Regions from separate parts of the Mus musculus genome. Here regions 1 and 2 are each linked to region 3. A link is a loop called in an ENCODE intact Hi-C map of the cell type or tissue named here. Cell type or tissue: left cerebral cortex. All regions are shown on one strand. Links, peaks and the distances in the headings refer to the core of each region. The heading gives the core; the rest is flanking DNA. Region 1 holds the start of Rdh11 (retinol dehydrogenase 11). Region 2 overlaps Eif2s1 (eukaryotic translation initiation factor 2, subunit 1 alpha). Region 3 overlaps Zfyve26 (zinc finger, FYVE domain containing 26).

What was found. A loop is a pair of places that touch in the nucleus more often than their neighbours do. Peaks named below come from ENCODE experiments on the same cell type or tissue, not always from the same donor. Only the 100,000 strongest peaks of a DNase experiment are listed, where the experiment ranks them.
Region 1: it touches region 3 in a loop (7-fold over the local background); 18 of 42 quality-filtered maps call a loop at or near these places.
Region 2: it touches region 3 in a loop (2.3-fold over the local background); 3 of 42 quality-filtered maps call a loop at or near these places.

Annotation. Positions count from the first base shown.
Region 1 is chr12:79,190,546-79,197,496 of GRCm38, reverse strand. It overlaps Rdh11 (retinol dehydrogenase 11), which reads left to right and starts at 5,642. Exons shown (of 7, transcript NM_021557.6): 1 at 5,642-5,771. The coding sequence starts at 5,707. In left cerebral cortex, for the core only: a CTCF peak has its summit at 3,852 (motif pointing left); a DNase peak (open chromatin) is centred at 3,841.
Region 2 is chr12:78,879,311-78,886,261 of GRCm38, reverse strand. Eif2s1 (eukaryotic translation initiation factor 2, subunit 1 alpha) reads right to left here. Exons shown (of 8, transcript NM_026114.3): 5 at 6,205-6,311; 6 at 5,033-5,130; 7 at 2,861-3,004; 8 at 1-1,471. The coding sequence ends at 1,346. Among named protein-coding and RNA genes, the nearest start is that of Eif2s1, 21 kb to the right of the region's middle. In left cerebral cortex, for the core only: no CTCF peak of the experiment used is centred there; a DNase peak (open chromatin) is centred at 3,705.
Region 3 is chr12:79,259,899-79,262,398 of GRCm38, reverse strand. It overlaps Zfyve26 (zinc finger, FYVE domain containing 26), which reads left to right. Exons shown (of 42, transcript NM_001008550.1): 26 at 575-821; 27 at 1,500-1,598. Among named protein-coding and RNA genes, the nearest start is that of Zfyve26, 35 kb to the left of the region's middle. In left cerebral cortex, for the core only: a CTCF peak has its summit at 1,182 (motif pointing right); a DNase peak (open chromatin) is centred at 1,169.

The DNA of each region.
Region 1 (6,951 bases), core at 2,497-4,996, 67 kb after region 3:
CCAGTTTTATGTCATTGGGGGGGAAGCGGTCTACTGTATGCGTAAGGTTACACACATGAGTATAGGTGTGGCATTATTTACTTGTGCAACAAAATTGTCTCAGTGGCTGTAACACTGAGGTCTAATACGACTTTCCCTCTGGAAGCAACCTTTTCTGTGTTGTACTGTACTCTTATCAGTACTGGTGTGTTAGGATGACTCACGCCCACACACAAATTGTATCAAATGGCACTGTAGGCGTGCCACTGTATTTTCTAGTGTTAATTGCTGAGCCCAAGTGCTGGCAGGATACTTGGTATTGTCATCTCTATGGAGCATTAACTGCTTTCTATATGTGAATGCTTGTCAATTCCTCACTTGCCCCAAAAGAGATTAGCCTGTTAAAAAGCAAGCTGCTAAACCAGGCGTGGTGGCGCACGCCTTTAATCCCAGCACTCGGGAGGCAGAGGCAGGCGGATTTCTGAGTTCGAGGCCAGCCTGGTCTACAGAGTGAGTTCCAGGACAGCCAGGGCTATACAGAGAAACTCTGTCTCGAAAAAAACAAGCTGCTGTCTGGAAGGTCCCAGAAGATCACATTGCCCTCAATCTGCCCAAAAGTCGACACTAAGATGTAAACTGGGCAGAATGGGTGATCTGTGGAACATCTCCCACTATGCTAACAGCTTTTTCATATAAGAAAGGAATGAGGCTTTTTGTAGGATAAAGAGGTGGCAGCTGGGGCTGGGGCAGAATGACAGGATAGAGGATGGAGCAGAGAGGGAGAGCAGGGAGAGCCATATGAAGGGAAGCAGTGGCCGAGAAGTTAGAGGTTAGCTGAGAGACTTCCCCAGCCAAAGGGCCAACAGCCTTAAACTATATAGATGTGGTCAGCCTTTTGACACTAGCCATTCTTTGTAGGAGTGTAGTGATATTTATTGTGGTTTTAATTAAATTTCCCTAATGTCTGACAGTAGTAAGCAGTGTTTAGTGTTTTGGTTACATTTGTTCAAATCACTTGGTCATTTAAAATATTTGTCTTTGTGTCCTGGAGAGATGGCTTTGATTTCCAACACCTACATGGTAGCTCACGACCATTTGAGCCTCCAGTTCTAAGGGATCTAATGGCCTCTTTTGGCCTCCATGGGCACCAGGCATGCTATGATACACAGATATACATTCAGACAAAATATTCCTACACATTTTAAAGTTTTAATTAAAAATTTAAAAATAAGCTCTTTCCTTATTAAATCTGATACATATCCACCTTCTCTGGCCTTTCTCAACATCTCTCCCACTGGTGATGCTCCAGCTTCCCTGTGAAGCAGCTGCTCTAAGGAACCCACCCGCCTTATTATTACTATTGTTGCTATTGATGAGGGCAGGGTTTAAGACAAGTTTCTCTGTAGCCCTGACTGTCCTGGGCCTCATTTAGACCAGGCTGCCCTGCAGTTCATGGATATCAGTCTGCCTCTGTCTCTGGGGTGCTGGGGTTAAAGGAGTGTGCCACTGCTCTTAGTTTAACCAATGTTCTTACTTTTTAATTCTTATATTATGCAAATGGGTGTTTTGCCTGCATGCATGTCTGTGTATCATGTGTGTGTGCCTGACCACCTGAAGAGGCCAGAATAGGACACTGCATCCCCTGGACCTGGAGTCACAGATGGTTGTGACGATCATGTGGATGCTGGGAACCGAACCCATGTCTACTGGAAGAGTGAAGAGTACTTGTAACTGCTGAGCCCTTTCCCCAGCCCTTTAGTTAATAGTTTTTAGGTCTTACCGATAAGGATATCAAGTCACCTAAAATTATATGCTAATATCACATGGATATGAAAATTATGTATATGTATGGGGAGAAAGCTTCCCGATTCATCTTTTGGCAGTATGGTTGAATGTTAAGGATGGAAGCCCAAGACATCCTCTGTAGAAGTCTGAACTCAAGTTCTGCTAATCATTCTTTGGCTAAATAACTTAATGTCTCAGCTGAGCTTTAGTTGCCTTGTTTGTAAAATAGGAAAAAATTATAGTATCGGCTTACACTTAATAAGAATGAAAAGAATTAGAGCTGAAGAAATGGTTCAGTGGCTACGAGCATTTGTTGCTCTTGCACAGGACCTGGGTTTAGTTCTCAACACCCACATGGTGGCTCATGACCCTCAGCAATTCCAGTTCTAGGGAAGCCAGTGGTCTCTTCTGACCTCTTGAGCACCAGGAGTTTTTTTTTAATGTTAATTTTTCTTTATTAATTTCATTATACATACATATATATGTATGTATAATGAAAGTGTCTGTGTGTGCGCGTTTGTATCTGTGTGTGTATTTGTGTTTTTGTTTTTTTTTAAATATTTTTTATTACATATTTTCCTCAATTACATTTAGAATGCTATCCCAAAAGTCCCCCATACCCTCCCCCCCACTCCCCTACCCACCCACTCCCCCTTTTTGGCCCTGGCGTTCCCCTGTACTGGGGCATATAAAGTTTGCCTGACCAATGGGCCTCTCTTTCCAGTGATGGCCGACTAGGCCATCTTTTGATACATATGCAGCTAGAGTCAAGAGCTCCGGGGTACTGGTTAGTTCATAATGTTGTTGCACCTACAGGGTTGCAGATCTCTTTAGCTCCTTGGATACTTTCTCTAGCTCCTCCATTGGGGGCCCTGTGCTCCATCCAATAGCTGACTGTGAGCATCCACTTATGTGTTTGCTAGGCCCCGGCCTAGTCTCACAAGAGACAGCTATATCAGGGTCCTTTCAGCCAACGCTTGCTAATGTATGCAATGGTGTCATCGTTTGGAGGCTAATTATGGGATGGATCCCTGGATATGGCAGTCTCTAGATGGTCCATTCTTTTGTCTCAGCTCCAAACTTTGTCTCTGTAACTCCTTCCATGGGTGATTGTTTCCAATTCTAAGAAGGGGCAAAGTGTCCACACTTTGGTCTTCATTCTTCTTCAGTTTCATGTGTTTTGCAAATTGTATCTTATATCTCGGGTATACTAAGTTTCTGGGCTAATATCCACTTATCATTGAGTACATATCATTTGAGTTCTTTTGTGATTGTGTTACCTCACTCAGGATGATGCCCTCCAGGTCCATCCATTTGCCTAGGAATTTCATAAATTCATTCTTTTTAATAGCTGAGTAGTACTCCATTGTGTAAATGTACCACATTTTTTTTTTGTATCCATTCCTCTGTTGAGGGGCATCTGGGTTCTTTCCAGCTTCTGGCTATTATAAATAAGGCTGCTATGAACATAGTGGAGTATGTGTCCTTCTTACCGGTTGGGACATCTTCTGGATATATGCCCAGGAGAGGTATTGCGGGATCCTCCGGTAGTACTATGTCCAATTTTCTGAGGAACCGCCAGACTGATTTCCAGAGTGGTTGTACAAGCTTGCAATCCCACCAACAATGGAGGAGTGTTCCTCTTTCTCCACATCCTTGCCAGCATCTGCTGTCACCTGAATTTTTGATCTTAGCCATTCTGACTGGGAGCACCAGGAGTTTTATGTGGCAAAGCCAGAGGAGTAGTGCCCAGGTTATGGATTGTAGGTGAAGAAAAATGACGTCAGCCACAAGGTGGTTTTATCTGTGTCCTTGACCAGCAAAACAGCAGCTGCCACAATACGTAGGTAAGCTGGCCAAGCCTCGTGAGACAGGGTCCAACTTCTTAGGCAGATAGGCACCTGGTCTCTTCCAAGGACCCAGGGTCTGATCAATACCCTTTGGCTATGCCTTTGTTTTCATCTACATACAAGTTGAAAGGCTTGTAGCTGTCTGGCAGGGCAAGTGCTGGGGCTTCAAGTAGTTCATTCCTTGAGACTGAAAAGCTTTGTCCATTTGGGGAGTCCAGTTTAAGACACTCTCCTGCCCCCTAGTGGCCTCGTAGAAAGGCTTTGCAATCTCTGTGAATCCTGGTACTCAGAGACTGCAGGAACTCACAAATTTGATACCAGGTCTTGGGGACTGAAATGTTGAGAATCGTTCCTTTGCTAGCCTGGGATAGCAGATGTTGCCTGTCCACCCCCCCCCCCCGCCTTGGTTTTTCCCCAAGGTATGTTACATCATTTTGGCAGAGCTGCACTTTCCTCACAGACATTTGATATCTCATCTGGTCTAACTCTCTGAGCAAGGCATAAGTTGCCAAACAGCAAGTTTCTTCATCTGGGGCAGCTATGAGCAAGTCATCAATATGCTACTAGAAAGTTATCTGGGTGTGGGCCTGCCTGTATGTATATGTATATGTGTATGTGAATGTGTATATAAATATATGTCTGTCTGTCTGTATATGTATATGTATATGTGTATATGTATATAAGTAAGTATATATCTGTCTGTCTGTCTGTCTGTCTGTATGTATGTATGTATGAAAAATGGTTGGAGCCTTGCTCTATCTGTCACATGTGTGAATGTATGTGTGTGTGTTTATAATTCTTCCCCACCACCCCCTCTCTCTTTTCTTTCTCACTGATCCCCAAAGAGTTGTCTCAAGAAGGCTGAAGGTTGAAGCAGGAAGGAGAAAGCTGCAGCTTTGACAACTCCTGAAGCAGTACTTCACAGCTGTCTGTGTCACCTCTCAGAGACTACACCAGTTTATTGTAGAAATACTGTTAAACATGTATAAAATGAATAAGAAACAGAATACGTAAAAGACTTTTTTCTTTGAGCTGTGAGCTGCTCTCTACATACTAGACACTAAGAAAGCGTTAAATGCTGATGATTACTAGATAATCCAATACTAAATCTGTAAGAATATGTCTTCTTCCCAGGTGCTATACAGTATATGGCTCCAACTTGACTGTGGAACAGGTATCTTCCAATGAATGGAAATTAATTATGCAAATGAACCAGAAACTGAATAGTGAAGGTGGGAAACCACAGACAATGACTTTTAAAACTTGTTAAACATGATAACTCATGTTTATCCCCATGAGGTACACCTCAAAGGAAAGAAAAGTTTGAACAGGGAGTTTGCCTTTTCCCAAAGAAATGTTCCTGGCCTTAGTTCAAGACGGGATTAAACTCTTTGACAAAGTGATAAAACCAACTGTGCCAATCTGAGAAATGCATTGTTTCCTTGAAGAGTAATACATGATATAGTCATCCAAGAAACTATTTTATTATCAAATAACAACCAAGGGCTTGGGAAATTATGAAGGATACTATCATAGATCGAAGTACACACAACCGTGACTCTCTAGGAGGTCTTAACTTGCTTTGCCCCATAGGGCAAAGGTCATCTCTGAGGAAGGACATCTTCCGCCACACCAACTGTCCGACTAACGGCTCCTGCCCTTTGTAATTAACCTCAGAATACTTTCCAGACGCTGTCTCCCAGACAAAATGTAATTTCCTAATAATGATTGGGGAAAATTGAACCAAACACTGGACTTGGGCTCCAGGAGATAGCAAACCCGCGAGACTTCCAAAGAGTCAATTAGTGGCCAGAGGAGTGGTAGAAGGGCTGGCTCAACGATCCCACAGGCCTAGGCCCTGGACCACTGAAGACCATTGCTCCACGGTTGTGTTATTCAACTTTTCATAGTGCTTGGAAGTATACTCTGAATGTATCACCGCCAGGCGGCCGCCAAATCCAGGACTACATTTCCCAGAGGGCTTTGCTCCCTGGCGGTTGCAGTTGAACCGGGGTGTGTCTAGGATCAGAAGCCATAAGTCCCGCTGTCCTCTTTAGAGCATCAACTTCAACTGCGCTTCGGTGGTGCTGAGATGTTCGGATTCCTGCTTCTGCTCTCTCTTCCCTTCATCCTGTACTTGGTCACGCCAAAAATCAGGTCTGTGCGAATGTTGCTTTTTCTTGCCAGGTCTTTTAGAGAAGATAAAAAATCCCTACTGAAGCCCTCTCCCTAGCCCCCGTAAAGAAAGACTAGGAAAGGACTGAGAAGCCCTTTAAGGTAGCAAAGATCTGGAGTTTACTGGACTGTAGGCGAGATCCTGGTGCCCTGGATGTGGGCACGGCCAGACGTCAGACCCCAGGTGGTCGTAAAAGCGCTCCAGGTCTCCATCATCCTGTATTGCTCTTTCTGGCCTACCTTATTTCCTCTAGCACTATTTGCTCTCTAGCTTCGGGAAGCCGCTGAGTATGGCGGGCTTTAGATTCTAACTGTTTTCTCCACTCCCAAGCTTTGAACCAGCCTTTGTCTAACTATTTGTCTCCAGCCCTTGAGGTACTACAGGAGGGTTGCACTTTTTGCTCTCTGAACCCGATGCCAATGTTATCTGGGGCATGCTTCCTTGTTGCCGTTATTCACTTGTTTAGGTGTTTGTGACAACTGAAGGGGAAGATTCATTGTCCTTCGGAGTAGGAACACGTGCTTGTTTGCCCTAATTAGATTACTAGGAGCCAGGAGAAGAACCACGTGGTCAAAGGATGGTTTCTTAATTAAGTGTCAGGTCAGCCCAAACCTGGAGGTGTGTGTAATCACCTGAGAATCAGCGGCAGGCTACCACAAGGGGCAGTCCACTGATTGGTTCTGAGTAAGTCACCAGGAGTGACGGTGGACCAGTAATAAACGCCACCTTCTTTCTGGGCGTGGCCATAGTTCCTATTGGAGCTGAGGCTGTGCCATCCTTCTGTCATTTCTTACCATGACCAACATTTTTTCTTCCAAGACCTACTTCCCACTCTTTTTGCTTTTTCTTCTCTCTCTGGTGGCTACTTTCATTTTTCCCCTCTCCTCTCTGAATACTTACAGCTCCCATAAGTAGGCACACATGGGCCTTGTACTCAGGTAAAAACTTGGGTTTCTTTTTACCACAAGATCTTCATATCCATATAGAATCTCAACAAAACATGAACCGGAGCTACATCCAGTGAAATGTGTCTTAGAAGCGAGCACTCTAAGGACTCTACTATCCCCGTTGGAGCCAGCATGGGAGAGTGGGGCCAGAGCTGCGCTTTCAAAGTTGATTTCTTGTTTTCGATGATGACAGAGGAAGGAGGAAGAGCCAATT
Region 2 (6,951 bases), core at 2,393-4,892, 380 kb after region 3:
ACTAGCAAGCATGGCTCCTCGGAAATGGGTCACACAAGGTTAGACCAGTAGATTAAACAAAAGAACTTTCATAAATGGCATAAAACATCTCTCAACATTCTAATTTCCAATCCTTTTGATACAGAGTCTTGCAGTGGTTGTCCAGGCTGATCAGCAACTCTTGGCTCAAGGAATTTTCCCTCCTCAACTTTCCAAGTACTGGAGCCATCAGCATGTGCTTCTGTACCCAACTCTAGAACTCTTCCCATGATGTCTAGTCCTGGACTGACTTAGTTTCAAGTTTGCTTACAGATAATAAATAGTATACATATCCTAAGATAAGCATGCCAAACTAAATGAAGACTTTCTACATGTGATATTGTAGCTGTAACTTTGTGTTATTTGAAAAAATTATTTTGCACATTAACCTTTAAAGTAGCTAGTTTGAGAAGGTAAAAATGGGATTAAAAATTTTGTTAAATCACATCATGTGTGGTTTATATATATATAAAACCATGTATGTATATATACACACACACACACACATACACACAACTCAAGAATTAGGTAGCACCTACCAGATAGAGGAAACTGTCCCCTTCAGATGGGTGATGCTGCTCAAAATAACTCCATCAAAGCAGCAGCACATTAAAATACCCCTTGAATTATGAATTCAAGGTAAGTAGCTTAGAATAAACCAAAGGGACTGAGTGTGATGACTTCTCACACAAGTTATCACTGCTTTCAAGTAAGTTAACAGGCACATAAATCTTTAATTGATTTCAAGGTTTTTCTCTACCAGGGGTCAAATTCCTAATTTCTTCTCTAACATTCCTTTGGAGAGTCTGTTCCTGCATAAGTCATTTAGTTACTTGCCCATTGAGTTCTACCATATGAAGATAATTAGGATCTGAGCATTCAGATTGGCTTTAACTTGTGACAAGAAGGAAGAAGCCTACAATTAAATATCCCAGAAATTTATTTGATGTTTGCTTGAATACATTTTATATAGAAAGATTGGGATTGTTTGTGTTTGGAGTCCCTGGTAAATCTCTGAACCATAAGGGTGCCATTCCAGAGACATGAGAAATGGAAACTGTAGGCCCAATATTAGGACTGCTGTTTAAGATTTGTCTCTGGTCAAATCAAGCCACTCCCTTGAAAAATGCTTGAGGTGTTAGAGCCACTATGTGGAAACAGCTGACATGAAGGAGGGCATTTAGATTCTGGCTTGTTGAATACTTAAATACTTGGAAATAAAAATATTCAGCTTTGAAGTTTTCAATACTGGAAAACTCTCAAGTCTAGGGTTGACAGCCAGGAAGGGCTGCTTCGTACTCCTTAAATTGGACTGTTTGCCAAAACGTTAATCTTCAGCTTTGGCTTCCATTTCTTCTGCATCATCATCTCCATCCACTTCTGCATTTTCTCTCTCCAGCCGTTCCAGCTGCCTTGCAAGTTCAGTCTCATCTGTATCTGTGACCACTTTGGGCTGTGGAAGAGGCACAATTTCAAAATAAAGTAAACAGCAGAGTAGATTTGACTTCAATAGTATTACTGACCAATGTTTAAAATTTAACAACAAAAAATTCATTTCTAACAAAATTCAGTCATACCTGTGCTGACTCACCACTGAATAAGTTCTATCAGCTGAAAGTTAAGAAAATTCAAGACCATCCAAGGAAGCAGTATACACTACAGTGGAATAATACTTCCTGCCATTTTAATAAGCTCAACTGAAAACGAGTTCACTGATCACAGCAGAAGACCACCAAATGGCCTGTTGTTTTTTTGTTTTTTTTTAAAATGAATATTTTGGGCTCCAGATAAATTATTATCCTTCCTCAGAGATCGAAACATCTATACACACAGATATACAGCATATGGAAATTAGGTCTTGTTCATATTGAGAGAAAGACAGATTATTTTATGTTTGAAACAGGATTCCCTATGTAAATAACAAGCCAGTACTTCTGCCTCTGCCTCCCAATGCTGAAATTATAGGTTTGTGTCATACTATGCCCAGCAAATTTTTCTCCATGAGGGGAAAACCCCAGCACTAGCACAAATGTCTATCCCATATGGCATTCCAGTGCTAACAGTGTTTTATTACAGACAAAACCCTTTTTAGAAATATTCTGTACAAACAATTACTCAAATTTTTTATTCCCAACTATATGTGACTGGGCAGGTAGCTTTGATATGCTGATAAGGCAGCCTCTGAACTTCAGGCAATCATTCTGGTCTCAGTTTCCCAAGTGCAGAGACAATCGGCACAAACCATCACATCCAACTCAATCACATCCAAACGACAATACTTGTGTGTGTGGGAATGCATTGCCACGGTGTGCTTTTCAAATTTTAGGAGTCATTTTCTCTAACATAAAGGTCCTGGACACCAGATTCTAAGTCACCATGTTTGGCAGCCAGGGCCTTTACTACTGAGCCATTTTTTGCTGGCACCCTATCTGACATTTTCAAAAGCACTAAGAAGTTGAAAAGGTGAAGTAATTTCTGCATAAGCCCTACCACCAGCCATAGGTAAAGCTGGACATAGTGGAATGTACCTGTGACCTAGAGGTAGGAGTGATGACAGGGGCATCTTCAGCTCTAGGTTCAGGGAGTCTCAAGAAAACAAGATAAAGGATATCCAACACTAATCTGACCTTCATATGTGCACCCAGGGGTCAGTGTACCTGGGCATACATACTAAAAAAAAAAAATGAAGTTAAGTAGATAGGCAGTCATCAGGCAGTTCAAGGCTAGCCTTGACTACAAAGTGAGCTGAAAACTAGCCCTGACTACATGGAATCCTGTATCAAAAGCAAAAAACAAAGCAAAAGCATTAAAAACAAAATAAAAAGTAAGATCCTGATCTCACCTCCATCTGAACATTGAAGACGCCCCTCTTCTCCTCGATCTTCTCTTTGATAACTGCCATAGCCTGATTGAGGACAGACAGGCCTTCTGTCCTCTCCAGGGTCGTTGTTGTCATCACATACCTGGGTGGAGCTATTAGATTAATCTAAAGGAGAAAGACAAAAATGAAGTTATGATTATACTTACCCAGGATATTAAAAAATTGCTTTGTTAATTTGCTACATGAAGAAATCATCTTGACCTGCCTCCCAGGTCTCTAGACCAGTTTATTAATACATTCCCTTAGGATTTTTTCTCATTGAGGTGATGAAATACTCTAACAAAAGCAATTTACAGGAGGAAGGATTTATTTTAGCTCACAATTCAAAGCATAGCTCATCATGGCATAAAGTCAAGGCAGTGGGAGTTAGTCAGTCACATTATGTCCAAAGTCAGAAGACAGAAATGAATGCATGCATTCAATCTATTCAGTTCCCTCTCCATTTCTACAGTTAAGGATCCATTCAGAGAATGGTGTCCTTCATAGTGGGTGGGTCAGTGTACCTCAATAACATAATTAAGATGATCTTGCACAGACATACCCAGGAGAATTCTAAGTCTGTCAAGTTGTAAACCAACACTAACCATCACATGTAGTCAGACCACTGATGCAGTGATCTCATCTAGTACATATATACAGCTCACTGCAACACTGAATATGAAGAATTATAACTATTGGGTGCTTCTGGTGGTTGTCATCAGAATAATGGGTAACTGAGGTTGGGAAGATGGCTCCGTGGTTAAGAACATTTGTTGCTTTTGCAGAGGATGCTAGTTTGGTTCTCAACATCCACACAGTGACTCACAACCATCTGTAACTTCAGTTTTAGAGGATCTGACACTCTCTTCTGGTCTCTGTGGGCACCAGGCATGGACATGGTACATATACAGGCAAACACACACATAAAGGAGACCCTTTCACTAGGTAGGCCAATCTGTCCTTGAGTTCACAGAGACCTGCCTGCCTCTGCTTCCCCAATGCTGGGATTAAAGGCATGTGTCACCATGCCTGGCTATAAATAAATCATAAAAACGAAAAAGGTGAATTATCTCTAAATTGATAGAAAAATCCTTCCAAGAAACTTTGAGTAACAACCATCCAGTTGAATGTACGTTGTTAAAAAAAAAATGTTGCCTCCCAAGGCACTACAAGCATTTTGGGCACTGTAACTTCTTACTGTAAAGAAGATTTAATATTGCTGGTCCACTAATAATAGAAACCCTCTATATTCACTATGATGGGAGCGCCAACGAAAAGCCATTAACTGCAAATAACCCCCCAGAAATATCAACTAAAAACGACATGACACCGAACTCAGATCTTCTGCAAGAGTAATAGCTTTTAGCCCCCTGTGTTGGCTCTTCAATCTCCATGATACTTTTGTTTTGTTTTTAGAAAACTATTATAAGAAGGAACTAGAATGGCGTGATATTGAATAAAACTTCCATTTTGAATAGGGGTTAAATAAAGTTTAAGTCCTTAAGACCTCCCTGGGAAACTGATGTCCTGCTTGGCAGAAAGACATGTATGTGGGAAACTAACATCTTGTTCGTCAAGCTGAGGCATGAATGCTAGGTAAGTTGCCCCACCACAGTTGAACAACCCAACATATTAGAACAGGGTAAGTGTACCACGAAAACACATTCCTAAGGAAGTCCCTTATCCCTAAACCCTGGATGGAGGGATAACCTGGCATAGATAGATGTTTGTGGTTTTGAAGCTTAAAAATTCTATGACATTCTGGTTCAGGGGTCGTGGGTTTACCTCCCAAGTCTGTTCTGTGGCCCTGATCAGTGGTGGTCTGAGTCCAATACATTTTTTCATCTACTTAAATACTCACTGAGATGAATGTTCAAGGACACAGTCAGCTCCTGACCGGTCAGTTTTTGTTACCTAGGTCAAATAAAGATCTCACTTTGCTGGACTCTTGTGACTGCTTGGGTTGTTTTAGATTTTCGGACCCCAACCCTCTGGGCACTGAACATGCCAGGTATGCACTTTATCATGGAGCTGTACTTTTCTACCCAACATGACCAGCCAAAAGGGGAAAAGATTAGAACCATGACTTAGTGGCCCTGGGCTCAACTGCTAACACACAGTTTGACCACAAGTATCTGAAAACACGCAACTTACCTTGATGGGCATGGTTTCTGTAGAACAATTCAAACCTGCCCTCAGGGCTTCTTTTACAGCATCAATGCCTTCATAACCATAGCAAGCTACTTCAATATCTAAAATTACAAAAATTAAAAAACCAGAAATGACACCAAGGAAAGATACACTGTGACACCAAATTGTCTAGAAGTATTTAGAAACTGCACACCCTTTGGTTCAGCAACTTGGTCTTTCCACCATGTAGGCCCTGGGTTTGAACTCAGGTATTTAGGCCTAGTAGCGAGTGGCTTTACTTGCTGAGCCATCCTGTCAGTACTGACCCAGCAGATCTTTTAGAATACCTGTATAGATGTTAAGTATATATTCTTGTAATTAAGAAAATTTGATAACGTCTGTTCTTGAAGAGGAAATGTTAACATCTATGCATCTTTACTGGGGGCTGGTGCTAGCTGGGGAGAGACCCCAGGGCTTCCCAAATGCTAAGAATATGGTCCACCCTGTTTATAAACCTCTACCTCTTAGACCCCTGGTTTTCAACCTTCCTAATGCTGGGACCCTTTAATACAGGTTCCTCATGTGGTGACCCCAACCATAAAATTATTTCATTGCAACTTCATTTAACTGTAATGTTGCTGTTGTGAATTTTAATGTAGATATCGGATATGTGACTCCTGTGAAAGGGTTACTTGACTTTGCCTTAGTTATCTGTACAGGAAGAATGTCCAGACAATTAGCATAGGATCAATACAAAGGCATGGAATGATACCACTGTCCTGTTGAAATATTTTAAATTGTAAACAAAGGCAAAATAATACTTCCTTATTAAAGGGCTGAATTACAGTTAGTTAACCTTCTAGGACTATTTCATTTGTGTATACATCTGGTTTTGTAGAAGTAGTAATTTCTTGGGTCAAGGACATGAGACTGTGGCACAGTAATTATCCAGTGTGTATGAAGCCCTGGTTTGATTATAAGAGCCAAAACAAAACCCCAAAGCAGTCAAATAACTCTCCCCCCAACTTTGCAAAAACAACCCAAAACACCTTAAAGTTTATTACCAAACAAACAAACAAACACCAATTTTAGAAAAACGTATAGTTGTTGATGTAGCAACATGTTTTAGTAAGTCTCATCACTTAGCAGCTTGCTCAGGCATGTACAATATTTAATGTCGTTCAGAAGCCATTTACCTGCTCGAATTTTGACCGCTTGTGGGGTCAAACGCCTATTGATATTATTAATGAGTACTTCTCTTTCATCTTCATTCAAATCTAAACTATCCAAGATAGATGGGTCTCTGAGAAAAAAAACAAAACAAGAACTCTCAAGGTAATATTACTAATAACTGTGAAAACAAACATACCCCACAGGGCAATACACATAACAATGAAGTACTCATTTCTACATGAAAGTTAAAATTCTGACCTTGTATAATTTTAATTATGTGTTCTTTTCTCTTTCCAAATGTGTACGCTAGGTTGGAGAAATGGCTCAGTGGTTAAGAACACTGGTTGTTCCTCCAGAAGCCCAGCCACTACATGGTGGCTCACAACCATCTACAGTGGGATCTGCTCTCGTCTATCTAGTGCTCTCTTCTGATGTGCAGGCACACATACAAATAGAGTGCTCATAGACACAAATAAATCTTAAAAAAAAATTCAAACAGGGTCTCATAGATGCAACAATGTCTCATAGAATTGTATTACATGAAGCAATGCAAATAAAGTCTATGACAAACAGAAAACTGATTATCAAAACAAAAATTTTTGGAGATCTTGCTAAAATAAGCAATTCAATAAATACTTCTAATATAAACCTGACACTCCATTACAATTGACTTAAGTACTTCTGAGTAATCTCTATTTCAGGGCCTTAGAATCTAGCTTGGAAACAGCACTTGGGTACTGGAACAGGACGACATTTACTGCCAGGGAGGT
Region 3 (2,500 bases), core at 1-2,500:
AGGACTAGTGCCTCGTTAGTGATCCTGACCACTAAAGGGCATTTAGATCCATCTTTTTATGACTAGGACACTGGAGCTGCCAGCATCACTTTGTATTGTCCATTCTAACCAAAACTTCACATAGAATAGATAGCATCTGGGGTTAGGCAACACTCAACCATGCCTGGAGGGGCTAGGCCAGGGTGACCACTAGTTGCTGCCTGTAGCTCAGAGCTAGCCCTCAGCCTATTTCTGAAAAACAGGTTGTATTGGAACAGGTCATATTCATCCATTAATTCATTTATATATTTTCCTGTGCTGGCCTTCGTGCTACATCGGCAAATGAGTACCCATGAGTGGGTTTTAAGTCCTAAACTCTAAAATATATACTCTCTTGCCTCTTACAGAAAAAGATTAGCAACCTCTTGTCTGTGTAAAGGCCCTTAGGACACTTCTCATTTGCCACCCAGAGGACTTAGAAGTTCAGCCTTGCTTCCCAAATGCAGTAGTGCTTTAACCCTGTCACTTCCCTGCGAGAATAGCGAGAGTCTCCTGAGGTTTATGTGCTATTTTCTCTGCACTACCCTGTAAACAGGTTCTTCTGACCCTGCCTGAACAGCACCGGGCCAGCTATGCCCGTTTGTCCTCCAGCCCTCTGCTCATGTTAGAGCAACTGCTGATGAACATGAAGGTGGATTGGGCCACCACGGCTGTGCAAACTCTGCACCAGCTGCTGGCTGGGCAAGACATCGGCTTCACCCTCGACGAAGTTGACTCGTTGCTTTCCAGATACGCAGGGAAAGCCCTGGACCTCCCATACCCTCTGAGAGAGAAACGATCAGGTGACTGACAGCATGCTAGACAGCAGTTGTACACGGAAGAAGAAATGCCATATTGCTCTTGGATTCCATCTCCTCTCCCTACTAACTAAAGGGATCCTCGGGCGATACAGCTGTTTGGTACTTAGGAAAGATCTGGATCTTAGGAGAAGGGCCAGATGCTACATGTCTGATAGCACAAAGGTGTGGGAAGCCAGACGCCTGGCCTTGACAGTGGATTCATAAGTGCTATCGTTTTTATGGGGGACACACTTCATTTCCAGGGTCATGTCAGACATCAGTTGTATGTGAGCTGATCCAACTTCTAGAATGAAGAAAAGAAACCAGTGTGGATGCTCCCGGCCAGCTCCCGGCCTCCAGGGGGCACCATTTAAGCTTCTTCTGCTTCTCGCTTGGCATTTTTAGATTTATTTTGAGAAATCTGCTCCACTGTCTCATGTGCCTTAAACATGACTTGTTTTTGTTGTTGTTGGTTTTTTTTTTTTTTCTGTTTAATTTGAGGAAGAGGCATACACCTTGGGCTTACAGGGTTGGGTTTTTTTTTTTACCATTGTTTTATAATTTAATATAATCATGTTACAATAATCAACAAAACCAGCAGATGTTCCTGCTAAGCATGTAGCTTAATAAAGATGCTTGTGGTAGAGCAGTGTTTCGTCAGCTCTTTGTCTCTCTCAGCAGATTCCATGATTCACCTCCAGGAGCCTGTCCACCAAGCTTCAGACTCAGAGACCCTGTCTAGGTCATCGTCAGCTGAGTTCTCCGCGGCTGCTGCTCCTGGTGAGAACCGCTCTTCTGACTTTCTCGTTCTCTCGCTCACTCTTCATTTCCACTTAAGAAACTCTTTTTTTTTCATAATTTATTCCAAGCTTCTTACTTCCCAGTAGATTCATCCTATAGCTGACTCTCATCATCTATAACAGTGTGCCTATAAACGACTCTGCAGACAGCGCATCAGTGAACCCTGAGCTGTTGCTCCCAGAGAAGGAAGCTATATGCTATGGGCATTTGTGTACACACACACACACACACACACACACACACCACAGTCACACTCCTTATATACTTTATCTTATTAAAATCTGACAAAGTAACTCATCCTAGCAGATTCTGTGTTCTTTATCTTACAAAGGAGAAAGAGGCCCAGAAGTAACTCATTAACAGTTACTCACAGTGGAATTCTAAGTCTGTCCATCAGTGTGGAACCAGAGTCCTCGCCCAGCCCTGACCTGCCCCCTACCATTTCCATACCCTCATCACCACCATGTGAGAGCTGAGACAAGAATGTCACCTTAAACAACCTCTACTGAGAACCTAATGTTGGATGACTCAAAAGTTCTCCAGTCCACACATGCCGTATGTAGCTGTAAAAGCAGTAGAAACATGGGTTTTGAATCTCTTAGTTTGCTTCTCTGATACTGTGATAAAATACTGACCAAATGCAGCTTGGGAAGGAAAGGGTTTATTTTATTGAACATTTGCAGGTAGCAGGTCATCACTAAGGGACATTAGGGCAAGAATTGAAGCAGAGAAACGCTGCTTACCAGCTTGCTTCCTGGCTCGCTCAGCATCCATCCTTCCTTCCTTCCTTCCTTCCTTCCTTCCTTCCTTCCTTCCTTTCTTTCTTTCTTTCTTTCTTTCTTTCTTTCTTTCTTTCTTTTTTGTGTTTGTTGTTGTTGTTG